Regions from separate parts of the Mus musculus genome. Here region 2 is linked to region 1. A link is a loop called in an ENCODE intact Hi-C map of the cell type or tissue named here. Cell type or tissue: left cerebral cortex. All regions are shown on one strand. Links, peaks and the distances in the headings refer to the core of each region. The heading gives the core; the rest is flanking DNA.

Region 1 (16,215 bases), core at 2,656-10,655:
CCAGGCAGGCATCAGGCCATCTGGGGTAGGGAGGGACTGGATTCTCCTCGTTATCCTGTGTGGAGGTCGCTGGACTGCCTTCTGCCTTGGGGAGTTTGGAACACAGAAAATCAGGTGGCTGAAACTTGGTGCCACACAGAGCCTCTGTCCTGTTTCTTGGCTGAAGATGACAATGTAATAGTCTGAGAAACACCAGAGAGCTTCTCCCCTCACAAGTCAGGAGAGCCGGCCACAGACAGGCATGGCATGCACCTCAATAAACGCTGCCGTATGGTTCCTGACTCTGCTTCTTGAAAGCTTGAGGGGACGAGGCCTGGCACCCTTCCCCATTCCTGTGAGACACATACTGTAATTTTGCTCCAAAGACCTATTCGATAGTCTTGTCTTCAGTTCCTGCGATGGGCCAAAGGAACCTAGTGAGTATACTCTTTCAGCAAAACCAGGATAGACAGCAAGTCAATTATTGTGAGTGCATCTTTTTAAAAAGCTAGCCAGGTGTCATGTTGCATACCTGACATTCTAGCACTTGGGAGGCAGAGGTGGGTGGATCTGGATCTGTGAGTTAGAGGCTAGCCTGGGCTACATTGTGAGACCCTATCTCAAATAAGTTGCTGGTGATGGGACTCAGTGGGTGACATGACGGGACTAGGGGAAGGGAGCAGCTGGAGAAGGAGTCTTGGTCAGGAAGGCTGGGAGATCATGCCATGGGACAAAAGAACCAAGAAGGGTCCGAGGCTAGTGTTTGCAGACTTCGTTGTCACACAATGTCATTAAATAACTGCAGATGTGGAGGATTTAACCACAACAGCCTCAAAGGTACCTCTTTCAAGAGCATCCCAACCAGAAAGCTAACCTTGGTCCATCGTTCCCCCTCTCAGGCCACCTGTAGCCAAGCAAAAGGCCGCTCGCTGCTGGCTGTTCAGGGACCCTTTCCCAGACTCCTGTCACTTTTAGAAGCTGAGAGTGCAGATGAATGCAACAGGTTAGAAGTCCTCGGGACATTGCTGAGATGACAGCCCGTGGCTTAAATGATGTTCAGTCTAGCCATTAACGGCAAGAAGGTAACCACCACTTTGGTTTTGTTTCCCCAAGACCCTGGCTTAATAGCACCAGGGAACGTCAAGTTTCAGTCGTAAACTTTGGATCTTGGCACCCCTATGCTTTTTGCCTCTTCAAGATTGAGCACCTAGCTGGGTGCTGGTGGCGCACGCCTTTAATCCCAGCACTCGGGAGGTAGAGGCAGGCGGATTTCTAAGTTCGAGGCCAGCCTGGTCTACAGGGTGAGTTTCAGGACAGCCAGGGCTACACAGAGAAATCCTGTCTTGGAAAAAAAAATAAGATTGAGCACCTTTCTAATCGTACCTGAAGGAAAACATTTTCAGATTCGGGGGCCAACAAATTCACCCCTAGACATTGAAGGGCATTCCTGTCTTCTGGATAAGCTTTCCAGAATGAACCCTTAACTTGGAGTCTTCAGTTCAGATAGTAGATGTGTCAGTTCTTCTCTGCATGTAAGACACTCCAGTCACTCTTGTCTTTAGCTTTAGCATGAGAGTGATCAGAATGGTCTTACAGGGCTTTTGAAAGCAAGAAAATGCTTAAACTAAAGAATTCGTAAGCTGGGCTACCACACATCTTCAATCCCAGCCCTTGGAAGCAGAGACAGGTGGATTTTTGTGCCTGGTCAACATAGTGAGACCATGTCTCATGAAGCAAAAAAGTTACGGAAATATTCCAGGATAAAGAGAAGGATGGAGACCAACTAGTTCCAGGGAGTTCAGGCTATAAGAGACAGTAATTCTGAAAGAGACAAAGAGACACGGGGGTAGGGTGGGGTGGGGTCGGGGGTTCTGAGGGCACTTGCATTAGAGAAGAACTGTATTTGGAAATTTTCTGAACAGAGGAAGTAACGGAGCAGTGAGTCTGGCTCGGACTTCCATGGCATTCATAGGAGAAATGAAAGATTCCTGAGGCTTGGTACTCCTTCCTCGGTTTACCTGGGGTTGAGGGTGAAATACCTACCAAGTACTACATTCCTAAGAGGAATACCCATGAAAGTACCTAGTTCTAATACCTATATATGTCTGGGTATCTAGTTGAAAATTATGGTTCAAGGGTCTGGATGAGGCCAAGATTCGTGCATTTTTTAGCAACCTCTCAAGTGGTACGGATGCGGTGGGGCCATCAGTCACACTTTGAATAGCAAGTTGGGCTCAGGAAAGATTTCTCTGAGGCAAAGATGCTTGAACTGACAGCCAAAGGTTGAAAGAACCTTACAGGAGAAGCCTTTGGCCTAGGAACCAGCTCCTGCAAAGGCCCTCGGATGCTGGGAAAATAAAGAGGGCCAGCCAGGTGGTCGGAGTGAAGAGTGTGGGGAGGGTGGAATGTGGCTACAGAGAGCATGTGACCAGGCATGTAGAGATCATGTGACCTGGCATGTCGGCCCAGGTGTGGCATTGTCTAGAGTATTTTTCTTGGAAAGAGAAGTTATTGAAGGCAGTTGAGCAAGAAAGAGACCAAATCAGACCTTCATTTGGAGTTCTGACAAGGTGGTTCACCATACAGGCCTGGAAATCACTCTTTTCTCCAGAACCCTTGAAAAGATGGAAGACAGGAACTGTCAAGTTAGCCTCTGACCTCCAACAAACACAGCATGGCCTGCATACCTACACACACGCATCATGTACTTGCACAGTAATACATTTTTAAAAAAATGAAACATCTGCATTATAAAAAAAAAAGATGGATCCATCTGCATCACAAGTAACATGGAGAGAAGCAGAGTGGCCTCTGCACACCAGTCAGTCCACCCTGAGTGAGAGGACTGTGGAGTAGCAGAGTAGGAAGAGTTTTATAAGGGTCTTGACATGAGATGAAGGCATTCCAAGGGCACACACCGAACATCGGACCTCACCATCGGTGGATGGTGAAGGCACCGTTGTTTCAAAGAGGGAAGCATTCGAAGATACCCAGATTAATGGAGAGGGTGTTGCATGATTGTTCTCTTGAGGCCTCTATGAGACATTCACGCTTATGTGGGCTCCCAAGAGGTTGCTTCACCGACTTGGGACTCTAAGAAGAGGTGGGAACAGGAAGCAGTTGTGTCTTGTCTGGGTCGACGGTGTCTAATACAAATAGTGCGGAGGTAAAGGCATGAGATGGTAAGGTACACATAACGCTGAACAGGAGAAGGAACATGTGACTGCCATGGAGAAAATGGACAGGAGAAAAAAGCCACAAGGTGAGACTTGGCAGTCAAGGGAGGAAGGTTAGAAGGTGGTCAGCAGTGCCAAACGTTGCTGGAAAATGGTGATCCAACCGAGTTCGGTGTGGGGAAACGCAGAGACTTGTTCCCCTGAAGAGAATGGAAGCTAAAGAGCAGAAGCAGGGTGCCAACGGATTCGTCCATCTGCATAAACCACACTCCCCTAGAAACCACCTCTAAGGGCATTTTGTCCATCCTTTAATCCTTCGCACACTGCCTGGGATACAGTAGGCACTTACTAAATTGTATCGATAAAATTAATGTGAAAGGGTGGAGAATGGAAGGATGAACGAGTGACAGGGAAGAACTGGAATAAGGAGGCATCTCAGGCGCTTGTCCCCGCTATATCCTTCACTTTTTTTTTTTAAACCGCAATGGCCTGCAGCTCCCAAGAAACAAACGATGGAGACCCCAGCCCATCCTTCAACGGGGGGCCTTGGCCCCCCTTTATCTCTGACGAACAGTCTGGACCCAGGTTCTGCTGACGTGGGAAGGGGAGGAGAGTCTGGAGGAAGGGGAGGGGAAAGCAGCGCAGAGACCGTAGAGACGGAGGAGGCGCCCGCGGCTGCAGAGCTGCAGAGCGGGGTCTCCCGGCCCTCTGCGTCCTAGCTCTCCGCACCTAGCCCAGCCAGACAGCAGCTCATTCTCTCGGCGCGGCCCATAGGGCCCCAGCGGTCGGCAAGCTGGCTCCCCGAGTAGCCACCGGGACCCCCGAGCCCAATGGCGGGGGCGGCAACAAAATCGACAGCGCCGTGGAGATCGCCCCCGGCTCCAATGGAGTAAGTGTCTGCGCCCCGGGGGGCCTCGGGCGACCTTTCCCCGCCCGTGCTGCGCGCCCGGCCTCCCACCCGCGGTCCCCGCGTGCCCGCGGCCTCCCCCGCCTCACCTTCTCTCCCCCACCCCTCGCCGCAGCAGGTCGGGAGCCTCGGAGATGCGGTCCCCCCCGAGCAGCTGCAGGGTGAGCGGGAGCGCCGGCGGGAGGGGGAGGGCGACGCGCTGGGCAGCAGCCTGTCGCTGGCCGCGCCCCCGGGACCCCTCAGCTTCGAGGCTCTGCTCGCCCAGGTGGGGGCCCTGGGTGGCGGCCAGCAGCTGCAGCTCGGCCTGTGCTGCCTGCCCGTGCTTTTCGTGGCGCTGGGCATGGCCTCAGACCCCATCTTCACGCTGGCGCCCCCGCTGCACTGCCACTACGGCGCCTTGCCCCCCAACGCTTCGGGCTGGGAGCAGCCCCCCAACTCCAGCGGCGTCAGTGTCGCCGGCGCGGCCCTAGCAGCCAGCGCCGCCAGCGGAGTCGTCACCAGTACGGACCCCTCGTGCAGTGGCTTCGCCCCACCAGACTTCAACCACTGCCTGAAGGACTGGGACTATAACGGACTGCCCGTGCTCACCACCAATGCCATCGGCCAGGTGAGGCGGCCGGGCGGGACCTGGAGTGGGAGCGGGCCAGGGCATCGAGGACCCTGCCTCATGCGACTGCACCACTCTCACGTCCCCAGTGGGATCTGGTGTGTGACCTGGGCTGGCAGGTGATCCTGGAGCAGATCCTCTTCATCTTGGGCTTTGCCTCCGGCTACCTGTTCCTCGGTTACCCCGCGGACAGGTGAGGATGTTGTGGGGGGTAGGGCAGATAGAAAAAAGAAGGGTTGCAGACAGAGCTAGGGTTTGAACAAACCCTGAGCTGCTGGGTTTGCAAGAGGACGCGGATGGTCCCGTTGTCTATCCTCGGCAGCCTCCTCTGGACTCCTGTGTAACTACTGTTTCCTCGCCCCATCAAGAAATACACATTCTATACCCACTTCCACACAAGGAAATGACCACACACTCGTGACCCAGTCACTATCAGAAGATCTGTATCCATGAGACAGTGGAGAGGCTTCATCTCAAACGTTAATCGATTCTTCAACAAAAACCTGGCCTCCACATTACATGTTCCATCTCCCTCTCGTTGCCCTTACAATCCCAGATTCATCTTCACTGGCTAATAACCTACTAACGACTGTTAGCTCATCTCAGTAGCCACATTACTAAAACTTAATGTTAATCCCCAAATATAACCAGCTTCATTCCCATTGACCAATAAGTTAACTTCACAAACGGATCACACACACACACACACCATCTCTGACCAGGGCTCCAGCCCCTACAGTTGTCAATTATCTCTGCTAGATAACTCTCTGAGTAACTCACACTTCCATGCCCGCCCCCCACTGCCTCTGCCCTGTGGATCTCTGACTCCAGGAGAGCCTCACAAGCCAACAATCTTCATGGCTGGCCAGAGCTTTCAGATCCTCTTGGACCCAAACTCCCATATCCATAGATCGGTGGTATCTCATCCAAAGAGCAGCGGTTCATCCGGCTAACTAGTAACCCTCTGGGTAGATCCAAATCCATGTTGCCTCTGCTTCTGAAAGCCAGGACGACTGACATGAGATTTACAGTCCTGCCTAAGTGATTCACCAGGTTAATACTTCAAAATAGTGGTCAGGTTCCTGAAATCCAATAGCCATCCTCACTGCTTAGTAACCACCTACACCTGTGGGCCAGTGCTCCTAAACCCACAGAAAAGAGTTCGCACCCCCACCCTCCCACCCCCCAGCTTCAGTAGCCTCATTCCTATGGAGCCAGTTCCCAGTGACGGGTAATTTAGTCTCGTACAGTCAGAAGCCTTGACCACATTAATCCAATCAGCTCGTCCTCATGAAAAATAGCCTTCACTAATTGCCTTATTCCAAGGTATAGGTGCTCCCTGCTCCTTCCCAAGTACCACTGACCTTGTCTGTCTTCATCTACCCGTTACTCACCTCCCAGCAGTGAGTAGCTTAGTAGCCCTGTAGTCCTGTCCTTGCTGGCTTGGGATCAGTGACCATCATCAGCCACCAGTGCCCCACATTGTCAGTCTCATCTCCCCATCCCTAATGTCTCTTCTCATAGATTAACCTACTTGTCCCCATTGGCACCCACCAGCCTATACTAAGACCTTCCGTTGTTCCACCACTAAAGATCAATTCTCCAAAAATAAGGATTCTAATCCCATAGATCAGTAGACCCATTCCCTTGAATCAGTAGCTCCTCTCCTGACCAGTGACTCATCCCACTGCCTACCCATATGTTTAATTATAGCCCTAAGCCACAGCTTTATGAACAGTGGTCTCAGCCCCATTCACTGATGGATACATAGTATCTACATGTACAAGCAGCCACTGGTTACCTCCCAGATCAGGAGTCCTCTGCATAGATCCCTGACACCCAGCACCTCTGACTGACCTGGGCAATCTGAGCAAGACAACATCTATCCCCTCTCCTGACAGCTTCTACCAACAAGTATGAAAGCAAATTCCTTAGACAGGATCTCAGTCTCCCCCCTCATGGTTGATCTTACCCCCATGGATAAATGTCCTAATCTCTCTGACAGATAGCCCTGTCCCCAAAAGTCATGACCCTCTCCTATAAAACCATAGCTAGAGCCCATTGCCCGGTAGTCAGACTTCATGCATGTATGGCCCCATCCCTATCACCTGCCATCTTTTTCTTTCTCTCTTTCTCTTTCTCTCTCTTCAGTTTTAGATAAGGTCTGTATATGATAAGGTCTTGGCTGCCCTGGGACTCCTGAGGGTGGCCTTGAAGTCACACAGATCTTCCTGCCTCTGCCTCCCAAGTGCTGGGATCAAAGGTGTATGTCACCACACCCATCTTTTATAGCTTCAGTACTCTTGCTCCCTGCATCTTACCCTCATACATCAGCTTTGAAGTAGGCAGCTAGGCTCCACCTAGTCCCTCCTCCATCAGGGAGCCTTGGTGGCCAGCAGCCCTCCCTATTTTCCAGGTTTGGCCGTCGTGGGATTGTGCTGCTGACCTTGGGGCTTGTGGGTCCCTGTGGAGTGGGAGGAGCTGCTGCAGGCTCCTCTACAGGCATTATGGCTCTTCGGTTTCTCCTGGGCTTCCTGCTAGCTGGTGTTGACCTTGGTGTCTACCTGATGCGTAAGTGGCACCCTGCCAGAGATCCCTCTCTGCCCTGGGTCTCATGCCTTCCTTTCTGCACCTCCAGACAATTTCTGCTGCCCCTAGGTCCCAGATTTCAGCTGTCCAGATGTCCAGGCCTTTTAAAGGGTCTAGGCAGGGGGTCCTACTGCTCACACAGTCCTCCCACTGGCTGTTATGTTTAAAATCCTAACCTGGCCTTACTTTTGTCAAGAGAATAGAGCCTCGTTTTTAGAAAATGAAGTATTGGCCATATATGGTGGCATAAGGCTGTAATTCCAGTACTTGGGAGACTGTGGCAGGAAGGTTGTGAGTACAAGTGTGACCTGGGCTACATTGTGAGACCTTGTCTCACACCTCACTCTAAATGAAATCCTGGAGGCTTGTGTGACCTTGGACAAGGGTCGAGCTGAAGGTCAAGTCAGAGACGGAATGTAAAAGGACTTGCAAACCAAGAATGCGGAACACCCAGGCTCCTCGAAGCCTAAAGTCTAGCTAGGTTTGAGGAGAGGGGTGTAGGCTCCCTCTCCCTGCCACCCAGAGGTCAGTCTGTGGGAGGTGATGGCTGCAGCCTCTTCTGGGGCCTGACCTAGCTTTCTGTCCTTTCCTCCACCCCTCCCTCTCCTCTCTCACACCTCCTCATTCCCTGGCTCTCCTCCCCTCATCCCTGCTGTATCTCCAGGCCTGGAGCTGTGCGACCCAACCCAGAGGCTTCGGGTGGCCCTGGCAGGGGAGTTGGTAGGGGTGGGAGGGCACTTCCTGTTCCTGGGCCTGGCCCTTGTCTCTAAGGACTGGCGATTTCTACAGCGAATGATCACCGCTCCCTGCATCCTCTTCCTGTTTTATGGGTTAGTATCACCCTTTCACCTCTGGCCTGGCTCTGCCATCTTTGTCTCCAGCGTAGCCCTTAGTACAGAAACCACTCCTCTCCACCAACCGCCCAGCCCCTCAGAGGTGGTAGCTTTCCATCCCTTCATCCAAAGAGAGAGGGCTTTACAGTTGACCCTACCACCCTGCCCATAGCTGGCCTGGTCTGTTTCTGGAGTCTGCACGGTGGCTGATAGTGAAGCGGCAGATTGAGGAAGCCCAGTCTGTGCTGAGGATCCTGGCTGAGCGAAACCGGCCCCATGGGCAGATGCTGGGAGAAGAGGCCCAGGAAGCTTTGCAGGGTGAGAATCATGGGGTCCCTGTGTGTGATGACTTGTACGTGGGGTTGTAGCTGTGCCCTGCCCAGGCTCTCCACCTCCGTGTGGGAGATCGTGGAATCTCGGCTGTTTCTAACGGCTCCTGTCTTTCCCCCAAAGAACTGGAGAATACCTGTCCTCTCCCTGCAACGTCCACCTTTTCCTTTGCGTCCCTCCTCAACTACCGCAACATCTGGAAAAATCTGCTTATCCTGGGCTTCACCAAGTGAGCCTGGCTGTCTGAGCTGAGGGCCAGGCCAGTAGCTGGGATAGGGGATGGTGGGGTGGGGGGACCCTCTTGAAGCCCTGCAGAGGATGGAGCTGTGGGAAGCTGTGGATTGGGGTTCAGACGCTGTTCTTTGCTTCCCCCACCTGCTGTGCAGCTTTATTGCCCATGCCATTCGCCACTGCTACCAGCCTGTGGGAGGAGGAGGCAGCCCATCAGACTTCTACTTGTGCTCTCTGCTGGCCAGTGGCACAGCCGCCCTGGCCTGTGTCTTCCTGGGGGTGACTGTGGACCGTTTTGGCCGTCGGGGCATCCTGCTTCTCTCAATGACTCTCACGGGGATTGCATCCCTGGTCCTGCTGGGGCTGTGGGATTGTGAGCATCTTTTCTTTTCCACCTTGTGGGCCCAGTAAGGGACTCTCAACAGAGGTATCTCTGAAAGTCTTCTAAAACTTAGAACCTCCCTAGACTGCTGTCCAGTTGTGTAAACTTGTCTGTTTCTCCATTCCATTACTGATGCCCAGAGCCCAAACAGCATGAAGCAGAGGGTTTGAGACCCAAGAGATTGACATCTGAGAACAGGCCAGGTGTGAGCTCCCTGCCTCCATTCATATACCTTTTGGTCCCCAGATCTGAACGATGCTGCCATCACAACCTTCTCTGTCCTTGGCCTCTTCTCCTCCCAAGCTTCTGCTATCCTCAGTACCCTCCTTGCTTCTGAAGTCATCCCCACCACTGTCCGGTAAGAGCGGAGGTGATGGTAGGGGGAGGGGCGGGGCCAGCCTGGCCTCGAGACCTTTGGCTGAGGTCAAGGGATGAAGGATACAAAGAAGTTGTTGTTGGAGAAGAGCTGAGGTGAGGCTCACAGCTATTGACTCAGTGCCTTCTCCGTGTTTCTCAGCGGCCGTGGCCTGGGCCTTATCATGGCACTTGGGGCGCTCGGGGGGCTGAGCTGTCCAGCTCAGCGCCTCCACATGGGCCATGGAGCCTTCCTGCAGCATGTGGTACTGGCGGCCTGTGCCCTCCTCTGTATCCTCAGCATCATGCTGTTGCCAGAGACCAAGCGCAAGCTTCTGCCAGAGGTACTCCGGGATGGGGAACTGTGCCGCCGGCCTTCCCTGCTGAGGCAGCCACCTCCTAACCGCTGTGACCATGTCCCGCTGCTAGCCACTCCTAACCCTGCCCTCTAAGCAGCCTTTGAGCCTAGTGGGAGGCCAGCCATCCAGAAAAGTAGCAGAGGGCTAGAAAGATAGACAGGAAGGCAAGGCTACCCCATACAAAAGGCTCAAAGGCGCCTCATGCCAACCGTCTAGGAGAGCTCAGAGGGCCGTTCCCAACCCCATCTCCTCCCTGCTGCTTTCTGTTCACTCCGTCAGCAAGAGTCAGGCCAGGGGAGAGCATCACGCTATAACCATTAGGTCTGGGCTCCATCCTATGCCCAAAGACATTTCCCAGACCTCGCTCTTTCTCGCTCTTTCATTCTGTTTCAATAAAAGACATTTTGAATAAATGAGCATATCATAGCCTGGACTTCCCTCCCTGTGTTGTCCTTTTATCTCTTGGGGAAAGACTTTCCTCAGTGGAGCATAAGACAGTAGCAACATTGTCTTTCTCACTGTGCCCTGTCCTGAAATGTCAACTTAAAGCAAGAATAACCATTCACTGCCTGCTCTAGGCTAGGGCCCTGCTAAGTGCTTCACAGTTTGTCTCTCTTTATCCTTTCAGTTTGGAGCAATTAAGGTTGTGTTTGTTGGGAGCTATAAGAATTAACTTTAGCGGGCTGGAGAGATGGCTCAGCGGTTAAGAGCACTGACTGCTCTTCCAAAGGTCCTGAGTTCAAATCCCAGCAACCACATGGTGGCTTACAACCGTCCTTAATAACATCTGACATCCTCTCCTGGTGTATCTGAAGACAGCTACAGTGTACTTATATATAAAATAAATAATAAATAAATCTTAAAAAAAAAAAGAATTAACTTTAGGGGCTAGAGAAATGGTTCAGAGGCTAAGAGTGCTTGCTGATCTTCCAGGGGACCTGAGTTTGGTTCCCAGCATCCATGTCTGTCCGCTCACAACTGCCTGTAACTCTAGATCAAGGAATCTCACACCTTCCAAAAGCACCCACTTGCATATGCCTACAATAATGTGCATGTGTATTAAGATAAGGTCATCTCTTTCATTGACACTGGTGTACTTAAAATGGGAATTTATCAGATGTGGACAGGTTGAAGTGAGAGCGCAATGTGGGAGAAAGCAAGTGCGGATAGCACAGCACGGGCAGGCCTCAGCTGGAATTCCAGTAGGATTCCTTCCCGGAAGCACCGTGCAGGTCCTCTCTAGCAAGCACATGATTGGCTAGCTTGAGTAGCACGCTGTTCCACTCCTAATACCAAGGGATATGAAAAAGGAAAGAAAGCTGCACAGTTAGGACAGGACTGGATGTTTGAAAATAAGCAATGGCTGTCTACCATAGTATTAACTCATTAAGAAGACTCTGCTCAAGGGCTTTGATTACTTGTCTGAGGTTACAACGCTAAGGAGGCCCAGTTAGAGCACAGAGTCGGAGCTCTGCTAGGTACAGTGGCACATGCCTTTAGTCCCAGCCGTGTGGGGGCAGAAGCAGGAGGATCTGTAGTTGGAGGCTAGTCTGGTCTACATAGTGAGTTCCAGGCCAGCCAGAGCTACTGAGTGAGACCCTGCCAAAACAAACAATCAAAACCACCAAAAACAAAATGGAAAAGGAAGAAAAGGATAAAGGTCTCCTCCCCTTAACCTGGGGATTCCCTTGGCAGTGAGAAAAGGAGTCTCTTGGCACCCCTGGGAAGAAGCAGTAGGAGACTGCAGCCCGGTTGGTGGGGTGCTTTCTTAGCATACACTAACCCGAGGTATGGTCCTCTGTGCGCGTGTGTATGCCCTGAATCTCGGCACTCAGGAGGTAGAGGCAGGAGGATCAAAAGCTCAAGGAAATCGGCAAGGCTGGCCTGCAGCACGTGAAGTACTGTATTAATAAAATCAAGCATCACCTTCCCAAGCCAACCTTATCTGGTCACATGGTACAGTAGTTAGCTAGCTACCCATGTCTGGTTTGGCTTCAGGTTTGGAAGGAGCGCAAGCTCTTCATCTTGTTCACCGTGTGAAAACTCTTAAGGCAGATAATTACAATCTGTATAGGAAATGCAGGCAAGTGTAAAGGTGGGGGTGGCTTCGAAGAGAAAGTGTCACACAACACAGCGCACGAAGTCGCTTACCTCTCCTGGTAAGGAGCCTGGGGAGATTAAGCTCAAGGTGTTGGACAATTTGGTGTGGAGGTCAGAGGTGACATCGGGAAGGACAAGAAAACTCTCAGGGTTATCTTTGGAGAAGGGCACCAATCACTTTTATAAAAGCAGGGCCCTGTGAGCCAGTTCCCAGAGAGCCTCACACCTGGGAATAGGTTTCAGTATATACATTTGGAGCTGCCAAATTCAGACCGTAGTAGGTTCTAACTCCATTAGAGACAGACAGGAGAAGCTCCCTGGCAAAAACATCTTTTTTTTTTTAAAGATTTATTTATTATTATATTTCAGTACACTGTAGCTGTCTTCAGACACACGAGAAGAGGGCGTCAGATCTCATTACGGATGGTTGTGAGCCACCATGTAGTTGCTGGGATTTGAACTCAGGACCTTCTGAAGAGCAGTCAGTGCTCTTAACTGCTGAGCCATCTCCCCAGCCCCAAAAACATCTTAATATGGCACTCGGGAGACTGAGGCAGGCAGATCTCTGTGAGTTTGAAGCCGACTTGGTGTACACATTAAGTTCCTTGCTAGCTGGGACTACAGTGTGAGATGCTCATTTTGAAAAAAGTCTACAAGGGTATTAAGCTAGCAGAATAGAAGAGCAATATAAAAATTACACATCTGAGCTGGAGAGATGGCTCAGCGGGTAAGAGCACTGACTTTCTCTTCCAGAGGTCCCGAGTTCAATTCCCAGCACCCACATGGTGGCTCACAGCCATCTATAATGAGATCTGATGCCTTCTTCTGGCATGCAGGTATACATGCAGGTAGAGCACTCATACATACTTTTTTTTTTTTTAATTACACTTCTAGACCAGAAATATGGTTGAGTGTGTAAAAGTGTCTGCTGCACAGGCCTGGCAACTTGAATTCTGTCCTTGCACCCCACATAAAGGTAGGACAGTACTGTCTCCACAGGGTTGTCCACCTGAGCCATGACATGTGTGTACCTCCTCATAACAATTTTAGAAAATTAGTAGCCAGATATGCTGGCTCTCACCTTTCACCCCAGCAGCTAGAACTCACAGGACACCGTTGTAAGCAACAGAGATGGATTTCTCAGTTTTGCCTCAGGGGGTAAAAGTGCTCCTGACTGTGTCCACCGGAACCCAGTCACTACGACCCACAAGGTACAAGGAGAGAAGCCAGTCCTGCAAGTGGTTCTGACTACTGCATGAGTCACCTCCCCGCCCCTATACTAAATGGAAGAGCAAATTTTAATGGAAACCTAGGGATGTTTTGCAAATTTTTTTTTTTTGGTGACACACAAAACAGAGGTGTGACAAACTGACCCCATCCTTCAGTAAGATCACTTTACAGAGTGATCTTTACTATTTTTCTATTACAATCATAACATCCTTAACAGAACCCACAGTTGGGAAATGCTCAGTAGATACTTGTTTGAGAAGTGCTTTTCAATAAGCCTAGAGAAGGAAAAGGGCACGGGAACTTCACCAGTTGATGTATCTTTTTTTTTTTTCTTTTGATGTAGCTCCAGCTATCCCAGAACTTACTATGTAGACCAGCCTAGCCTTAAACTCACAGAGAACCATCTGTCTTTGCCTTCTGAGTGCTGGGATTAAAGCTATATATCAGCATGCCTAGCAGATATGGTGAATTTTCTTAGTGTTTATGGTGAGACTGTGATTGATGGAAGATAAGCCAAAACAACCCAGTACTTGTTAAGGCAGAACTTCTCGAACCTGATTGGTATTAGAAAAACACATACCCGGCCATGGTAGTGCACACCTTTCGTCCCAGCACTTAGGAAGCAGAGGCAGGTAGATCTCGGTGAGTTTGAGGCCAGCCTGGTCTACTTAGTGAGTCCCAGGACAGTCACAGCTACATTGTGAAATCCTGTCTGTCTCAAAAACAAAACAGATCTCCAAATCAAGCCGGGGGCGCTAGTGCACAGCTTTAGTCACAACACTAAAGAGGCAGAGGCAGGCAGATCTCCTTGAGTTGGAAGCCAGCCTGGTCTACAGAGTGAGTTCCAGGACAGCCAGGGCTACATGGAGAAACCCTGTCTCAAAAGCAAACAAAAACATAACATAACAAACAAACAAAAACAAGACAAGAAATTATCCCCCCCCCAGAACCCCTTTTTTCTTTATGTGCCCTCCCTCCACAACAGAACGCCGGTCACACACGTCCTCCTGCTCTTCAGCTCACCACGATGATGAACAGGAATAAACTACCGAGACTGGGGTTGTCTAAGAATGACAATTGTCTTTCCACGCTCCTGCCTCTAAAGCACAGGGAAGGAAATGGAAACCGAGGTTGAGGGGAAGGGGATATCACTGTTTTAACTGTCTTGTCCAGGACAAGAGCCACCCACAACATGAACCGGCATTTAGGCACATACTCAATGGCAGGCACACTAAGAGTGCTCGGGGAGCTTGCAGTTTAGTGGGAGACAGGAATAAAACTGTTTAAAAGAGGACTTTACTGTTCTGACCAAAGCTCCAAGGCCGTGGTACCTGGTTACACTTTGAATGAAGTTCATGGCTCCAGGCTGGACTCCAACTCAAGTAGATCTGCCTGCCTCTGCCTCTTTAGTGTTGTGACTAAAGCTGTGCACTAGCCCCCCTGGCTTGAATTGGAGATCTGTTTTGTTTTTGAGACAGGATTTCACTTACATCATTTCCCCCTTCCATTTCCTCTTTCCAGCCTCTCTCATATAGCCCCCAGCTCTCAAATGCTGGCTTTTGTTGTTGTCTTTGTTTTTTTTCGAGACAGGGTTTCTCTTTGTAGCCCTGGCTGCCTGGAACTCACTCTGTAGACCAGGCTGGCCTTGAACTCAGAAATCCAAATCCGCCTGCCTCTGCCTCCCAAGTGCTGGGATTAAAGGTGTGCGCCACCATTGCCCGGCAATGTTGGCTTTCTTAATGTTAGATACACACACGTTTAAATACGTTAAGTACAACCTTCTCAGACTTTTGTTTTATTGTTGTTGTTGTTTTTTTAAGATTTATTTTATGTGAGAACACTATAGTTGGTTTTTAGGCATACCAGAAGAGGGTATCAGATCCCATTACAGATGGTTGTGAGCCACCATGTGGTTGCTGGGAATTGAACTCAGAACCTTTGGAAGAGCAGTCGGTGCTCTTAACCACTGAGCCATCTCTCCAGCCCAACCTTCTTGGTCTTAAGTGTTACTTGTATGCATATGATTTTAGGTCTGACCACTTCGTATTGGATAACCAATTAGGGTGCTGATCCCAGGGAAACCCATTTCTCCCACTCTCGGCATTCCTTAGTTGCCTGTAGTTCTTTATCTAGGCCTGGGTCCCCATGAAATTCACCGCTTCCATGTTAGTGTGTCTATTGGTGTCATACTTGTTCATATCTTATTCAGATAGCCATTTGGTTGAGGTAGTATCATACATGGGTGAAGTTTCCATACCATTTCTAGGAGACACAGTCTCACAACTGATTTCCTGATCCATCTGGTCCTTACTGTCTTTCTGCCCCATCTGTGTGATATTCCCTGAGCTTTGTAGGAACTGTGTTGTGTAGATAGATCCACTGGGTTTGGGCATCCCACAAACACGTTTTCTGCGTTTTGATCGGTTGTGATTTTCTGTAACGGTCTCTTGTTAAAAAGAACACTTTGTCACCCTAACTGGTATAATTTCATTTACACTATATATGTATTATGGCTTTTTCATCATCATTTTGACCTCTCCTCAGTTACACCATGTTCATGATTTTGACAGAGATGTTAGGCTAGCCATAAGCCTTACTAAGGCTCTAGCGAATACTTGCTGAGGCCAGAGAATCAGTGTAAATCATACATGAAAACACTACAAGTTCAACTGGAATGCCTATCAGATGCATGATACAAATGTGGCAGACAGTATGGCTAGGGTATGGTAAGGGAAAGGCCTTACTTAGTTCTGGGTTTGTGCTTATTGGTGGTACCACACATCTTTTTAGCAACAAGGACAAATGAGTTGCCCAGTTAGTAAAAGAATGGAGAAAATAACAAACATGATAGAGTAGAATGGAGTGGACATAAAAGAATTAAGACCACAGAGGGGTCAAAAAAACCACTCATCTGCCAGGTATGGTGGTGCACATCTGAAATCCCAGCACTTGGAAGGCAGAGGTCGGAGAATCTGAGTTCCAAACCAGCCTGGGCTTGACACAGTTCAACTATCTCAAAATCAAACATCCAAAAGAGTTCACAAAGACTAATTTGTTCTGGGAGTGGTGGTACATACCTTAAAACGTGGCAATCAGAGGTTAAAGTAGGCAGATCTCATGAGTTCTAAGTCAGTTTGG
Region 2 (16,215 bases), core at 4,785-12,784, 90 kb before region 1:
TTTTTCCCCCACCTAAGCTGGTCTTGGATTTTGGATCTTTCCCCTCCTGCTTCTACCCCCTGATGCCAGGATTATTGGCACGTGCCATCACACCTGTCTTTAATGCTGAATATATTTATGTCTTTAAAGATAAGAACATTTTCTCATTTGTTTCGAAGATTTTGTTTACATATTTATTTCACATGTGTAGGTATTTTGTCTGCATGTATGTCTGTGCACCATGTGCATTCAGTGTCTATGGAGGCCAGAAGTAGCTCACCCAGATCACAGCTGGGATCTTTAATATCTGAAGTCTCTTCTCTTAGGCATTAAACCATTCTGCCTCATTCTAGTAGAAAACAGGGTCCCAGCTTCTGGACTGGAGCTTGGAAAATTGTAATGCCAGAGACGTACACAGGAGCTGGAAAAACTAGGCAAGAAAAGGTAGAAGGCATCTAGCAAAGGAGATGAGACTAGGGCTCAGGAATTGGGTGTGATAATCTTTGCCTCTAATCCCAGCACTGGGGAGGCAGAGCAGAGGCAGGTGAATCCCTGAGTTCAAGACTAGCCTGGTCCCACAAAACAAGCTCCAGGACAGCCAGAGCTACACAGAAAAATCCTGTCTCAAAACTCCCTCTGGCCCCCAAGAAGACTAGAGCTCAGTTTCCAGACTGTGCCAAGATCGGACCGGAGTGTTAGGAACAATAGAAGGCAGGTTTCCAGAACCGGGGACACAGTAGCACCTCGATGCTGAGACTCCAGGGTGGGTTCATCACCTCCTATCTTCCGGGCTCTGGAATGGGGCCAGAAACCAGGCTAGGATGGATACTATACTTGTGGTAACTATGGGAGGGAACCAAGGGACTAGGAGTCGGGACACATCATATTCTGCTTCCCAGGCTCATTCTCACTACCCAGAGAAGCCAGGTCTGCCTAAGGCTGAACAGCAGGGGCGTAGCAGCTGCATCCCTGCGCTGTCTTCTTTCCAGAGCTTCATTATCTGACTCCCTCTTACACTGAGTCCTCATAAACTCCATGTCTGTAAGACAGGATTGTTATATATCTTGGGGAATTATCATATTGACTGAACTCTGTAATAACTGTAATAATTGTCAGGCTCTGTAATAATTGCTTTATAGTTTTCTTTCATTTTCTGCCTTGCCTTGGGTTCCTGAGAGGCCTGAGTTACTTCAGTATGAGGTGGGCCATGGCAGAAGCACAGAACAAGGGGCACAAGGAACAGGGTGCTTCTAATGCTTCTTTATTGGCTGGTTAGTCTAGGCTCCGCCCCACAGTTACCTGGCAATAGCTAGGTGTGCCTGACTCCCTAAAAAAGGGACTGTTGGTCCCCTCCTCACTCTCTTGCTTTCTTGCTCCTGCTCTGTCCTCTTGCTTCTGCTCCCTCCTCCCCATTCCTCCCCTCCCTCCCTTCTCTCCACATGTTCATAGCCAGCCTCTACTCTTCTACTTTTTCTCCTCCTCCTCCTCCTCCTCCTCCTCCTCCTCTTCTTCTTCTTCTCCTCCTCCTCCTCTCTCACCCTCTCTATCTCCTTGACTTTCTCTCAACTCCCCTCCACATGCCCTGAATAAACTCTATTCTATACTATACTGTCTGTGGCTGGTCCCTCAAGGGGAAGGGATGCCTCAGCATGGGCCCACAGAGGAACCCCCTTCCTCCACACCTTGCTGCACCTCCACCAATCATATCCCTGACCTCTCTTATCTTTTTATGAAACACAACACTGTTGCTCAAGAAGCATAGTTATCCAAAGTACACAGTGCCAGCTGCGGGCTCACAGGCTGCTCCTGCATTGATGACTATATCAGAATCGTAGACCTTTTGATTGACTGTCGGCTAAAGGCCGCTTTAGAACTTCCACAACAAAGAAGAGATGCAAGATGGGTCTTTGGTGTAAGTTAGAGCTCAAAGAAAAGCAACTGGATACATTCTTAGCATGAAAAGTGTAATGTTTCAGAGTCGGCCTTTCAAAAGCCATGATTACACATCACTACTTCACTGATACTGTTGTGACAGGAGAAAGCCCTAGTAGGCCATAGTAAGTTTCCTGGTAGCCTAGGACCCACGGTTGCTTTTACTTTAGGCAGAGACTGCCTAAGTGACCCCAGGAGAAGGAAAGTCCATGGGTAAATAGGAATTGCTAGAAGTGGATACTGAGCCAGGTGGCGGTGGGACACAGAGGCAGGCAGATCTCTGCGAGTTCAAGGCCAGCCTGGTCCACAGAGCGAGTTCCAGGACAGTAAGGGCTAAACAGAGAAACCCTGTCTGAAAAAAAAACAAAAACAAAAACAGAAAAGAAAAAAGAAATGAATATTGCCAGTGTCCTCTTATCCCTTTTGGCCTGGTTGATTCTCTTCTAAAAATGTATTTTGAGTCTTTGTGTGTGTGTGTGTGTGGGGGGGTTGTTTCTGTTGTTTGGGTTTTTGTTGGTTTGTTGTTTGGGTAATTGTTTTTGTTTTTTGTTTTTGAGACAGGTCTTGGAATGCAGCCCAAAGTGTCTTCACTGTGCACCCAGATTGTTTTATCCTTTTGTCTGTTTCAATAACATTGATTAATTCATTTGTGTGTTCAGGTGTTTGTGTGATGACAGGTGCCAGAGCACACGTGTGAAGATCAGAGGGCAACCTGCACCTTCTCTCCTTCACCCATGTGGGTCCCAGCAATCAAGCCCACGCTTGTCTGCAAGCACTTTTATCTGATGAGCCATCTCACAGGCCCTGGCTGGCTTGGTTCTATTCAAATTGATCAGGTTGGCCTTACACTCACTGGATAGCAGAGGCTGTCTTTGAACCTGTGATCCTCCTGCTTCTACCTCCTGAGAAGAGGTATTCCGGGTGTGTGGCATGACATTAAGCTGGGTGATTCTTTTCTCAGAGCCGATTGTCCTCGAGCCTTTGGATCTCTGACAACTGCTCATATGCAGGTGACTTGAAGAGATCATTCTGGGATTGTTGTGACATGAGAAGCGCCTCCAAAAATTATAAACATCTTTTTTTTTTAGATTTTTTTTAATTAGGTATTTTCTTCATTTACACTTCCAATGCTATCCCAAAAGTCCCCCATACCCTTCCCCCCCGTAAACATCTTTTAGTTTTGTTTACTCCAGTTGAAAATCACCTCATGTCCTACGTGGTGGCATATGTCTGTAGCGCCAGCTACTTTGGAGGTTGATCCAAGAGGATCTCTTAAGCCAGGAATTCAAGACCAGCCTGGGTAATACGATGAGACCCCAGCTGGAAACAAGCCAATGAACAATCAGGTACAGATGGTGACTTTGAACCGCTATCCACGGCCTCCTCTGCAATGAGATGGCTCAGTGGAAGGACTTCACCTCTCTTGCAGTACGGAAATCCACTCATCTTTTTTCTTTTTAAAGGCTTATTTATTTAATGTATATGACTGCATTGTAGCTGTCTTCAGATATACCAGAAGGAGGCATCCGATCCCATTACAGATGGTTGTGAGCCACCATATGGTTGCTGGGAATTGAACTCAGGACCTCTGGAAGAGCAGTGAGTGCTCTTAACCACTGAGCCAGCCCAAAATTTACTCATCTTTAAAATGAGTATTGCTTTCATATTTTGAGAAAAAGGAACAAAGGGGTGAAGGAAGGAGGGAGGGAGAGATTCAAGGGAAAGGCACAGAGGAGACACAGGCAGGATGTGCCCTCTCTGCCATGCTCTCCCTGAGTGAGGTCCAGAGAATCCCATCTATGTCCTGTCAGCAGCACGCAGTGTCACAGGGACAGCAGCTGCTCCCCGCCTTTGGTACCTTATTCATCATCCACTTATTCTCTTCAGATTTGTCAGAGGCAGAAGAGCTCCAGATGAAATACATGCAATACATGCTCCTGTCTACTATAAAATAATCCTGAAAACAATGAGCTAAAGGCAAGAGGGAGGCCACAGGGAAAACACAGAAGGAGAAAACAGGGCAAAAAGACAATGGTTGTTTCTAGTGAAACTCGGCAAGTCCCTCCCCCAACCAAAAATAAATAAATAAATAACGTGGAGTCTAAGGCTCCCTGTCTAATCTCATGGGATCTAGTCCTCTAGAGCTTAGGCCACAGACTGATACAGAAGCCACTGTCTTGGGTCTCTCTTCTCTCTTCCTTCTCTCTTTCTTCTCCTTTCTTTCTTCTCTCTTCTCTCTCTCTCTCTCTCTCTCTCTCTCTCTCTCTCTCTCTCTCTCTCTCTCTCTCTCTCTCTCTCTCTCTCTCTCCCTCCCTCCCTCCCTCCAGAACGCTCACAGCACTGGCCAGCAGCTGGGGCTGTGTAACCTGGAAGTCCAGTCCTCTGAAGACCCCTCGGCAAGCTCACCTGCCAGGAGCCCTCCCCTCTGCCCCACCCTCCAGCATGGCTGCTTCTGCTTCTCTGTTTCTACAATTATGCTGCTACTCAAAACTGTGACCACGTTGAAGATGTGTTTATTTATTGACAGGAGAACTCAGGCCTTGGCTTCTAACCCTCTTCGTATCAGGGGGTGTTCCACAACCACAGTGTGTGTCTGGGGGTTGTTCAGTGACCTTCCAACCCCTTCCCACCATCTTTCCACAGGCTTCTCTAGTAACAACACCCAGAAGCCAGAACGACCTTGCTTAGCAGATGATCTCGCAGACAGGACCATCTAATTCTAGCCAAGGGCATGGGGGAAAGGACACAGCCTAGGGGCCTGTGGCCTCTTGGTGGAGAGGACTCAGGGCTAATAATAGGAGGGGAGATTAGGAAAGGATTTGAAGTGCATTGTTATCTCACGGGAATGGCCTTCAAGAGCCCTTCCCAAGTTTTCCCAAGAGCTGTGCCACCCCCTCTGTTGTGTGGCTGAGGAGACGCTGTCATTTCGCCTTATCTACTCCACCCCCATCGGTTCCTCACCCCACCCCAAGTTTCTTGAACCCACTTCTCTTCCTCGATACACTTCCTTCCACTACGTCCCACAAGTCTTTCCACACCTGGCGCCCTCGGTTTCGAGGTCTAGCCAGTCCTGGCTCCTCTGTTCCACCTTTTCTCCTCCCCGGAACATCACTGTTCCAGTTGGGACTGGAGATATTGGTTTTCCAGGCTTGGGCCCTTTGTCTCCCTCCCTAACACCCTTGTGCTGACTTTGCGCCCACTCTTCCCCAGCTCTCTGCCTTCTCTCACAGCAGAGCCAGGCAAACACAGGTAACAGAGGCTGAGGTGGGGCTAACAAGCTACAGTTCTAGCAATCAGTGCCGTGGCACAAGGCACAGGAACACCTCCGAGAACAAGACTGGGGCCAGACTATGGCGGCATCTCCTGGAGCCCAGCCATGGCTATTATTAGGAACCTAGCACCACAAAAGGGCCTTTGCTTTGTTTCATTCCACCCCCACAGAGTTGCTCTTGGCAGCTAAGACTGTAATCTCAGAGACATGGGGCCCAGCACGGGCCCCTTGCACAAGCCTAAACCTCTGCCCTGGTACTGCCCTTGGGCAAGGTCACCATCCCCATGACACACAGCAACCATCTGACATTCTACAGTCTTGCCCCGTTCAGATACTATCTTAGAGCTCAGTTGGGCCTGCCTATGACAGCCCCACCCTTGCAACTTTGCAGAAGGCCTCTCTGCTCCTCTCTCCCACTCTCCAAAAACAACAAAACAAAACAAAACAAAACACAAGCCTGAACCCACCAACCACACCCTCCTGCTCTCCACGCTCCATGACCAGAAAGGATGAGCTCTTCCAACTTCCTTAGTTTCCAGTCCTTTTATAAAGGCTCATCTCTTCAGACTTAGGGAGTCTGTCCAGCTTTCTGTTTCTGTCCACAGACCCCAGAGGTAATCTGCCTGCAGCCCCTGAAAAGCATCCCAGGAAGAAAGCAGCAGCCAGACCCTGACGTCCCTTCTTCCAAGTGTGACTTGGGAGCCTCAGATCAGGGGGGTGACTAATTACCTTTTCCCATACCCAGGAAAGTCTGTGTGTGCCTGCGCGTGCGTGCGTGCGTGTGTGTGTGTGTGTGTGTGTGTGTGTGTGTGTGTATGTGTCTATTGGCTGACTTAATCTGTTTCAAATCCCTGTTCCAAAGTTTCAACACTCAGTGTTGGGCTACAAGTATGTGCAGCATCAGACATTGTACCAAGTTCTTAGAGAACAGCAAGGGCCCAGCCCAGAGATGAGAAAGTCATCCCGGGATAGGATGAGCCTCGCGAGAAATGGTTCTCAGCCTGTGGGTCTCGACTCCTTTGACAAAACCTCTATCTCCAAAAATATGTGTGTTACAATTCATAACAGTAGCAAAATTACAGTTAGGAAGTAGCAACGCAAATCATTTTATGGTTGGAGGTCACCATGACAGGAGGAAGTGTATGAAAGGGTCTTTGGGAAGGTTGGGAATCACTGCTCTAGGGCACTTCTGGCTTCAAACATTGTTTTTCTAGGATAAATCGCAGACCCTGAAGCACAAGCAAAGGCTCGAGCCCAGGCTAAGCATGGCTTGTTTCCCAGTCCTTACGGACCTCCCACTTTATCTTGAGAGCTGAGACCTCTGGAGGCTGACAGTCAGGCCAATCAATGAAAGCCCAAGATGGAGGGGATGGGAGAGGAGGGGGCTACTGCAAACTCTGCTCCAAGCTGCCTCCATGCATCTGTCTGTGAAGGGGAGGAAGGAGCCAATGAGCCCCGCACCTGCGCACCTGCGAGTCCATCTCATAGTGTCTGAGCATTTACTCGCCACCCTCCTGAGTTCCAGAAAGAGAGCTGGAAATAAGAAAACAGTGCCAGAGAGGCCAAAAGGAAACAGAGAGCAAACCAAGGACATCCTTTAACACCCCTGCTCCACGTGCTCAGGGTTGCCTTATCTTAAAAAACAAAATAAACCGTGCTATCTGACCCACTTCCTGGCTCATTCATTCTGTTGCCAAATCGCTGCCTTGGAAGCTGGAACCCCCGCTGCCTGCACTTCCTATTCCGTTCCTTTAACTCCCATCTACTCAGCTTAAATCCTGCTCGTCCTTATTCCTGATTAAACCCCAGCACCCTGGCACTGCCCTGGGACTCTCTGGAAGCTGCTTCCTGAACAGCCACCCAAGCTCTCTTCTCCTGTCACTCTGCCTTTCTTTGGAATCTGACACTACCGGCCACCTGCTCCTCTTGAAAGACTTCTGGGATTTCTAGGAAACAAGTCTCGCCTTATTCTCTTTGGCTCCTATATCTTTCTCACTTCCTAATTTTTAGCATGTGTGGTGGATGTGTGTGTGCCCATGCATGATGTGTGCATCTCTTGTGTCACAGGGCACACGTGGGGGTCAGGGCACAGCTTGTCAGGATTGGTTCCCTCCTTCCACATAGGTCTGAGGCAAGGTTTCTCTGTTCCATGAACTTTTTGGCTTCCCGAATATTCTCCTGGCTTCACCTCTTATTTTGCCACAGGAGTGCTGGGGTTACAGATGCTTGCTGCCACATCCAGAATTTTATTATTAAAAATATATATTGGGCTGGCGAGATGGCTCGGTTCTGAGTTCAAATCCCAGCAACCACATGGTGGCTTGCAACCATCTGTAATGAGATCTGATGCCCTCTTCTGGAATGTCTGAAGACAGTATACTTACATATAATAAATAAATAAATCTTTAAATATATATATATATTTATTTTTATGCTGAGAGAGAGAGAGAGAGAGAGAGAGAGAGAGAGTTTGTGTGTGTGTGTGTGTGTATGTGTGGTCTCTCACATGTATGCCTGTGCACACCACTGGCATGCAGTGCCCATGGAGGCCAGAAGAGGGCATTGGCCCCAGGAAAGGGGTTACTGATGGCACCATCCCTGCCAGGTGGGTGCTGGGAACTGAACCCGAGTCCTCTGGAAGAGCATTGGTGCATTGAGCCATCTCCAGCACACATCCAGCCTTCTAAAATGGGTTCTGGGATCAAGTACAGGTCAGGCTTGCAGGGCAAGTCCTTTTGCCCATGGTACCATCTCACCTTCTGTTCTCTGTGCGCCTCTCTCCTTTCCTCCTGGCTTGGACCGTGGTCTCCCTCCAGTTCTTCCTTTTCTCTCCAAGATCATCATGTCCTACACCACCATAGAATAGCTCTTACCCACCAGCCCTACCCGCCAGCCCATAATTCTCACTGCCTACTGGGACGCAAAACCATCTTCCATTGGTTATCCACTGTTACCTCTAACTCACTCAGACCAAGTCTATGTCCTGCCTGTCTAAGAGATTGCCCATTTGTGCCTGTCCTGTCCTTTCTGATGCACTTCCCAAGTTCCTGGAGCCAGTCTGTTAAAACGAATTTTATCCCCTCCTTAGAAAAGCCCCACCCCTCACTGGTCCTTTCCTTTTCATCTGTCAACCTTGATTGCTACTTTAGCCTCTGCCACAGTCTCCTTGCCTCTAGCCTCTCCTCCCCTCAGTACCCAGCTGGCCCCTCAAACTGTGCTTTCAGGATAACACGCAGTCTGCCCCAGTTTCAGGTGGCAGTCTCTCTGTCGCTCTCAGGATAGTGTCCATTTTGCTGGTCTGAGAAATACGGCACATCAGTAGAAATCACTTTGGAACAAAGCAGACCTAGGCTTGAGTCCTAATACCACATTCTCTGCCTGACTTTGGGCAGAAGAACATCGTATTCCCTCTGAACCGCACGGCCTATGCACAGAATGTAATTTGACTGACAGTTACTTGTTCTGGCTGAGATGTATCCGATTCTGTGTAGAGCAGAGAGGGGCTCACATATAGCCAATGGGACCCTCATATCTTTTTCTTTCCATCCTATACCTCCAGAACCATACACCACAGTCTGACAAGAGATTTCCCTCATGTCCTTTCTAGCTCACCCCACCGTTCACCGACCATACTTTGGGCCAGTACTGATTTCCACACAAGCTGGGAACACAGCTCGCCATACAGTCCTTCTCAAAGCCTCCTCCATCTTCCAAACTCCAGGTCTGTGTTCTCGCCTTTAAACTCTTAATGGTGTCAGCCCCATAGACTAAGAGGCTCTAAGTTCTTGGCTCATTTTGGATTCAGGCCCTGTTTCATTTCAGACATTTGTGAGCTGTTATGAGGGTCTGGGAATTGAACCCTTGTTCTCTGGAATAGCCTCCAGTGTTCTTAACATCTTCTCTCTGCTCACCATTTTTTTTTCTTTTTTCTTTTTTAAAGACAGATCTCTCTATGTAGCCTAGACTATCTTGGAATTCACTCTGTAGACCAGGCTGGCCTTGAACTTACAGAGATCTACCTGTCTTTGTCTCCTGCGTGCTGGGAATGACATGTACCGCCATGTCCAGTACTTTCCCTCTTTTTAAAGAAACAGTCATTTGCTTTTGTTTTGTGTTGGAGTTTTTGCCTACATGTATGTATGTATAGTATGTGTGTTTCTGATGGAGGCCAGGAGAGGGCATCGGATCCAATTATATCCCCGTGCATGTTATTTAGTGCATTCCCGTGCACATTATTTAAATCATACTTTTATTTTAGAATTTTGAAATTTGGATGTCAAAGAACTTAATAAATGCCTTATAGTATCTTAAAAGGATCTACTTATTGGCATATGGTTTGATCCTGAACAGCTGCCTTATTAGGAAAGGGAAAAGCATAGGTTCTCTCCACAGAACGGAGCAGAAGCATGATGGCTAATTCCTGTGACAAGACAGGTGAGTTCGCTCAGGGCCCTGACTGTAGGACTGTAGTGACAAGGAAGCTGAATTGGGTACATGTTTTCGACCCACCCTTGCTTGCCATTTTTCCAGTTTGGACAAGCGAACCTGCCTTGTTTCAAGCTTTTTAACCTTATGGTAAAAAGAACATCAAAGACTGTGGAATCTGACTTAGAAAGATTGGTCATAAGAAAGAATTATAATGATTCTCCTTTTTCCTTCAATGTGACCAGTTATTCTAACTCAATCTTGGACTGGTCTAGTAATAAGTCCAATATTAGAGATTCCTATTGAAGATAGCTAAAAATCTTAATTACCTAGCCAAGTTAATTCAGAGCACAGCCTCCACTGCCAGAGAATCTCTGGCCTTTTTGCTAATTCTAAAAGCCAGCTCCCCCACACCTGGAGGCCAGAGCCTTGAGCAGAATCATGTCTTGCCATCTAAGTCTCTTTCAGCCCCAGCCTGCCTCCCTGGTGTACCCGGTCCTTGTAAGCCGCAGGCCGGCATGCAACAGGATCCCTCAGAACTGGAATTACATAAGGTTGTATGCTGCCCTGTGGGTTGTGGGAATCAGACCTCCATTCCCCTGCAAGAACAGCAAGTGCTCTAAACAGTGAGCCATCTCTCTAACCCCATCCTTTGCTCTTCTCCAGATTGCCCACTTTTAAGAATATGCATACTGTCCTGGTTAGTTTTGTTGTTGTTCGCTCAACACAGCTAGGATCATATGAGGAGGAAGAGGAACCTCAACTGAAAAAAAATGTCCCCATCAGATTGGCTTTTTAATTAATTATTGATACAGGACAGCACAGCCCATTGCAGGTGGTGCCACCCCTAAGCAAGAGTGCTTGGGTGTTACAAGAATCAGACTGGGCAAGCCATTGGGGAGCAAGCCAGTAAGCAGACTTAGTTCCCCTGCCTCCACCAGACTCTTACCTTGAGTTCTTGTCCTGGCTTCCCTCAGTGTCAGAGGATGACCTGAGAGTTGTGGGCTGAAGTAAACCCTTTCCTCCCAAGTTGCTTCTGATCATGGTGTTTTATCACAACAGTAGAAACCCTAAGACATATACTAAAGAATTGTCTAAGTCAGCTTGAAGATAGTAACAGCATCAGAATCACAGCCAAGAGCTGAGATTATGGTAGCTACTTGGTCCTTAAAGCCGGGTGCCTTAACAGGCTAGTCCCACAGTGAGACTCTCTCTCACTGGCAGGGTCTTACTTTGTCTCCCTGACTGACCTGGCATTCTCTGTATAGACCAGGCTAGCCTCAAACTCAGAGATCTGCATGCTTCTGTCTCCTGAGTGCTGGAATTAAAGACCTATACCAAGCTAAGTTTGCCCATTTTTTTCCATATCAGAATACTCTAGCATTCTCCTTCAGAGGTTTCCAGACCCTCTGCATCCTTGGCTGACCCTAAGATCAGAAATATCTGAAGGGTCTCTGGCCGGACCACCTCCTGAGGGCCACAGTTTAACCTGTCTCCTCCTTATAACCTGGCTCCCCATCTCTATCAGGAGCTTTCTGTGTGGTCCCCAGACACAAAAAGCATTTAGCTAACTCTTCACTTCCCCTCCACTTCCATTTGTTTTCCTGACAATGTTGCCATTTTGCTGGGCCAGCTTTTGGTGGGCTTGGGGTTCACCATGGTCGTGAGAAAAGTTTTATAGGTAGCAGCAGGGCAGTGGTCTCCTGACTCAAGGCTATCCTGTGGAGATGGGTTAGGTCTAGGATCACGTGAAGGTCTTGTCTTCAACCAATGAGACTTGGTGGGCTGAGGGAAATGCTAGGGGCCAAAAAAACTAACTCTGGTGTCTGCAGTCTGGGTCCCTGGTGTTGGTGTTCCTGGAGATAAAAACCATTATGAAGTCTGTTATGTGCTGATGTGTGCTAGGTCCCTCACCTGTGTTTAGTCTCCATAATCCTTGCAAAAAACCACATTGATGGCAAAACTGTCTCAGGGAGTTATGTGACTGACCATACAGCTAGAAACTGTGGAGCAAGGTCTCAAAGGGGATCTCTGTGCTCCCCGGTAGCCCCCCCTTTAAGCTCCCTCAAGCTTCTAGACTGGCCACTCCACACAGTGCCCTCTCCAAACACTCTTGAAGGAGAGATCTACCTGCTTAATAGACTCTTATTGAAACTGGTCTGCCTCCCCAGCTGGTCCCTGTCTATCAGAAAGTCGAGATTGGGGTGCCTGGTGTATTGAGTGGGCGGTGTTTTGAGTATGCAGAGAACAAAGCATTTTGGAACCAGCGGAGTACAAAAGAATGACAAGAAGGAGCAGCTGCTTGTAAAGAGAAACCTGAGAGAGACTAGCTCAGCTCCCTAATCCTGGCCCATGTGGAGCCAGGGATAGGTTCTCCAAGGTCAGGGGATACAGGCAGCTAGGGGCAAGTGCTGGCTACCACTCCTGGGTCCCCTCTCCTGTTCTCAGACAACTAAGGCCTCCTCCTCCCCTTGGGCCAGACGCCCTACCTCTTCTGCCTCCTCCTGAGCCTCTCCCTTTGGGTTTTGAGATTCCTTTCAGAATTCTCTTTCCACGCTCAGTTCTCCTTTAGTTCAAGACTGCAGACCCCCACCTCCCCCTAATTCCCAGCAGTAATTTTAGCAAACTTTCCGCTGGTCTCCACTGGCATGTTCACAGCAAATGGCTCCTATTTGGACCTGACATTTGATCAGTGTGGTGACAGAGCCCAGACAAAGCAGGCACAATGCCTGGGGAGGGGAGGCTCGGGAGGCGGATCACCTTCCTTCTGTCCAGGCCTTATTTGGTCGACCTCAGCGAAGCAGCCTCCCTTTTTATTTATAGCACTTGCTGCCCCTTTGTCTTGTCTCTTGTCACTCTGTAGTGTGCTCCACATCACCACCCACTCCTCACATGGGTTCGGGCCCCCATTCTCTCCACTAGGAATGTCACGCACGCATGCAAAGCACAAGCTGTACTCTGAAGCCTGGGTCCACTGCTACAATCAGCTGGACAAAGCTCCCGGAGCAGGGGTCTTTGCTTTGGTTCATTGTTACGTATCTCCATTGACCACATCAGTGCCAAGCTCAAAGTTGGCCCTCAATGAATACTCACATAGGAAAGGATGGGAAGAGCCACCCAACCGCCAACAGCAGCAAGCAGGAGGCCAAACATCTGGGATATGAGACAGAGATCTTAAAATTAGGAAACTGGCTTTTAAATTCTGCCTTGCAGAGTTGAGAACAATACTCCAAAAACACCTTTAGACCAAAGCCCTCCAAACCTGAAAGAAGGGGGAAAGGGTGTGTGGCTAAGTTGTAGAGATGGCTACCTAATCCCACAGCCACACAGGTTGGCCCCACTCAAAGACACTGGCTTTAAAATGGCTCGCCTGAGTCCCAAGCTTTCTTTATCCATCTCAGTGCGTGCACCTGTGCCTGAGCCCTCTCCCAGAGCATGGCGGGAAGGCACCTTCTTCTGTTGGGAAAGCTAGAAGAGCCTGGGAGAGCCTGGTGGTACGCCTTTAATCCCAGCACTTGGGAGGGAGAGGCAGGTGGATTTCTAAGTTCGAGGCCAGCCTGGTCTACAGAGTGAGTTCCAGGACAGCCAGGGCTATACAGAGAAACCCTGTCTCAAACCACCCCCCACCCCAAAAAAAAGAAGAGCCTGGGAGAGCTTTAGCCTTCCTTCGGCCCTGGAGGTTCCTCCTAGGGAGGCTGCTCTATTAATACCTGGCAGGGTCGCAAGACCAGTTCTTCAGCAACTGCAACTGCATTCTGAGGACTGCGGAGCTGCAGCTGCATTGAGGTGCAGCCCCTACAGTCTGTGGTCCTCCCCCCACCTTCCCCCTGCCTTCCCCCTGCACACTGCACACAGCTGCTCAGCATCCTTACCCCTGCTTTGGTTACCAAGAAACCCCACAGAAGCCCTTCCTGGATTTTTCCTTTCCCTGCCATGCCTACCCCACCTTCACAATGTACCTGCTTTGCTGGCAGCCCATCCCCCAGGCCTGCCTCTCTCCTTCAAACTGACATCTAATCAACTGGATTAATCCGCATGCGCTCAGAGCTGTGTTTGGGAAGAAAGGGGATTTCAAACTAAACCCTGAGTCTGTTGCCTAGACACCGAGCAGTGAAGCTTCTATAGCTGGAAGAACAAGAACGAGGCTGGGTGCCAGCGTTGCTCCCGGGGCCTGCAGGGGAAGACAAGGTCTCTCCTGTCCTGTCCCTCTCTCCACTAGGAAGAACAAAGATTGCACCCACGGCTAGACAGAGGCCAGGTGGACCAGGCAGCCGTAGCCATATCATCTACAGCCCTGGGTAACCCTGGGAGGCTCAGGCCTTGCGCCTCGAAAATCTGCAGGGCAGCGCTAGAACAGGAAAGGGCTCTAAAGCAGGACCATGAGCAACTGGTCCTCCTCCCCAAACAGCTTTGGCATACTTCTTAGCATCCCTAGCCCTCCTCCCCTGATTGGGATCAACTTCCTATCTGCTGAGGTTCCCCACTTTTGCTTCGCTGAAGCTGTGCAATCTTAGAGGAAGCATCTCCCACCCCCACCCCCACCCCCTAAAGCAAAGCACTTAAATGGATCACTAAAGATCTGCCTGGCTCTGAAGCACCATGATCCCAGGGACACATTGCCTGCTGGCCCAAGGAAAGCAGTGTGTGAGCCAGAATTCCTGTGTCCAAACTCTCTGGTCCTAACAGGAACCTACTACCTTCTATCTGCTCCAATCCAACCACCATACCAGAGCCATGCCCCCAACTCTGCCCTGCCCCTCTCAGCTGCTGTGACCCAACCCCTTCCCACCTCAGACAGATGCAGGACTCAAGCCAGGAGTGTGGGGAGGATACTGGAAATAGGGCCAGGCTAGCACTGGGGGCAAGGCTTCTAAGGGGGCAGCAATGCCAGGGTCAGCAGGACCCTCTTGCAGGCCAGCCAGGGCCCTGCCTGCTTGAGGTCGTGGTGGTCGTGGTCAGCTTACTCTCTAGTGAGCCGTGGAATGTTAGAGATATTTTTGCTTCACTTTAAGCTGCCCCACCCCCTGGAACTCAGACCCTGAACATGCCATGCCACAACAATGACGACCACTTCCAATTGTTTCCTAGCTGGGGGAGGAGGGGGGAGTACTGTTTGGACAAGGGAAGGGGGGGAGAGTCGGGGGAAATGCTTTTAGTGACAACAGCCCTTTCTAAATCTGGCTAGGGACTGGGTGCAGGTGGGGGATGGGGCACCCTGCTGCCCCATATATACAGCCCCTGAGACCAGGTCTGGCTCTGAGCATTCTCCTGCTGTTTCCTTACTTGCTACCCTCAGGTAGGAGTGGGAGCTGGAGGCTTCCCTCTGGGATAAGGGGCTCCAGGTTCAGGAAGTGATTCCTCTAGAACAGCAGCGGGCTTCTGGCATGTAGTACCAGGTTATCATTGAACACTCCTGTGCAGATCTAAATACGCATGCTTGTGCCGTAGGAATGTGGGAGCCCAAGTGTTCCAAGGTGGGGGGTGGATATCTATATGTGCATATGGCCCAGAATGCAATAGCAGTGTGTGAGCATGTGCGTGCATGTGTGCGTGCGCAAGTACAAGCACACATATCTTAAATGTAAGGATCAGTTTATATTTTATCACATAAGGTACCTCATGCCTGGTTACAAGCATTTTGGCAGAAGAGGGACAGAATGATGGAGAATAACTCTTAAGGAAGCCAGTTCTGTGAACACTAGAGCCTGCCTATGTTTGGGGAAGTGTCTGACTGTACATAGAGGGGTTATTACTATGTAGGATATGACCCTGCGTGTAGTCTCTGAAATAGCAGTTCACAGACATGCAGGTGTGGGGGGCTCTGGTCTTCGTATGCTGAAGAACACGCAGCCACAGGAGCCTGCCTATGTGCTGGGCTGTTTGCACATGAACACTGTGGGGAGCATGTGTGCTGAGGATGGAAGGAAGTTTACATTCACGTCAAGTGTGGGCACAAGCAGAAGGCATGTGTATTTATCAGGGCGTGTGCAGGGGAGGCTGGGGTGTGCGAGGGTAGTCAGAGGGCTGTTGGAATCATGAGGCTCGAGTCTGAAATCTGGACTCTGCTACTTGTCCTGTGCTCTGAGAAAAGTAAGGCTTCAGCCTCCACTTCCTCACGTACCCAAGGGGCAGCCGCGAGAGTGAACAGCAAGAGTGCATTGTGACTATTGTTGTGTTGTAGGTGGCTCCGAGAAAGGAAGCCTCAGCAGAGGAGTACAGGTAAGGGTAGAACAGCCCCTAAGGGCGGAGGACTGGGGCTCGGAGGTTGTTAGTCTTTGGGAGAAAGGAGATAGAGCTTGAAAAGGAAGGATGCCAGTGACCAGAAAGGCTGACCAGCGCTGCTAATCACTCTTCCACGTGCTGAAGAACAGAGCCAGAGAGGAGGGAGGTGCCAGAAGCCAGGCTGGGCCACAGCCTGTCCTGACACCGTCTCTTCCCTTTCTCCAGCTCTTCTACAGGCCTGGGCTTACCTCTCTATCACTAGACACGTTTGAGAATCCAAGGTGAGAAAAGTTGGAGTCCAAATGTTGGGAGATCTGGTAAAACTGCACATAGTTAAAGCCCAAAGCCCCAAGCCCAAAGCCTGGCAGGTTCCTTTCTGCCTGCTC

Evidence for each region. A loop is a pair of places that touch in the nucleus more often than their neighbours do. Peaks named below come from ENCODE experiments on the same cell type or tissue, not always from the same donor. Only the 100,000 strongest peaks of a DNase experiment are listed, where the experiment ranks them.
Region 2: it touches region 1 in a loop (3-fold over the local background); 3 of 42 quality-filtered maps call a loop at or near these places.

The regions. Positions count from the first base shown.
Region 1 is chr14:54,900,696-54,916,910 of GRCm38, reverse strand. It overlaps Slc22a17 (solute carrier family 22 (organic cation transporter), member 17), which reads left to right and starts at 3,779. Exons shown (of 10, transcript NM_001360406.1): 1 at 3,779-4,044; 2 at 4,178-4,669; 3 at 4,759-4,862; 4 at 7,086-7,240; 5 at 7,923-8,088; 6 at 8,264-8,409; 7 at 8,545-8,650; 8 at 8,808-9,025; 9 at 9,281-9,392; 10 at 9,552-10,180. The coding sequence starts at 4,403. The coding sequence ends at 9,840. Efs (embryonal Fyn-associated substrate) reads left to right here. Exons shown (of 6, transcript NM_010112.4): 6 at 1-368. In left cerebral cortex, for the core only: no CTCF peak of the experiment used is centred there; DNase peaks (open chromatin) are centred at 4,348, 4,502, 4,913, 6,364 and 2 more places; H3K4me3 peaks cover 2,492 bases; H3K27ac peaks cover 2,335 bases.
Region 2 is chr14:54,993,199-55,009,413 of GRCm38, reverse strand. Gm31251 (a long non-coding RNA gene) reads right to left here. Exons shown (of 9, transcript XR_001781261.1): 7 at 12,701-12,760; 8 at 7,939-8,029; 9 at 4,408-6,607. It overlaps Myh7 (myosin, heavy polypeptide 7, cardiac muscle, beta), which reads left to right and starts at 14,865. Exons shown (of 41, transcript NM_080728.3): 1 at 14,865-14,903; 2 at 15,789-15,826; 3 at 16,055-16,110. RefSeq lists enhancers at 4,501-5,649, 12,190-12,520. In left cerebral cortex, for the core only: CTCF peaks have their summits at 7,735 (motif pointing right) and 9,344 (motif pointing right); a DNase peak (open chromatin) is centred at 5,273.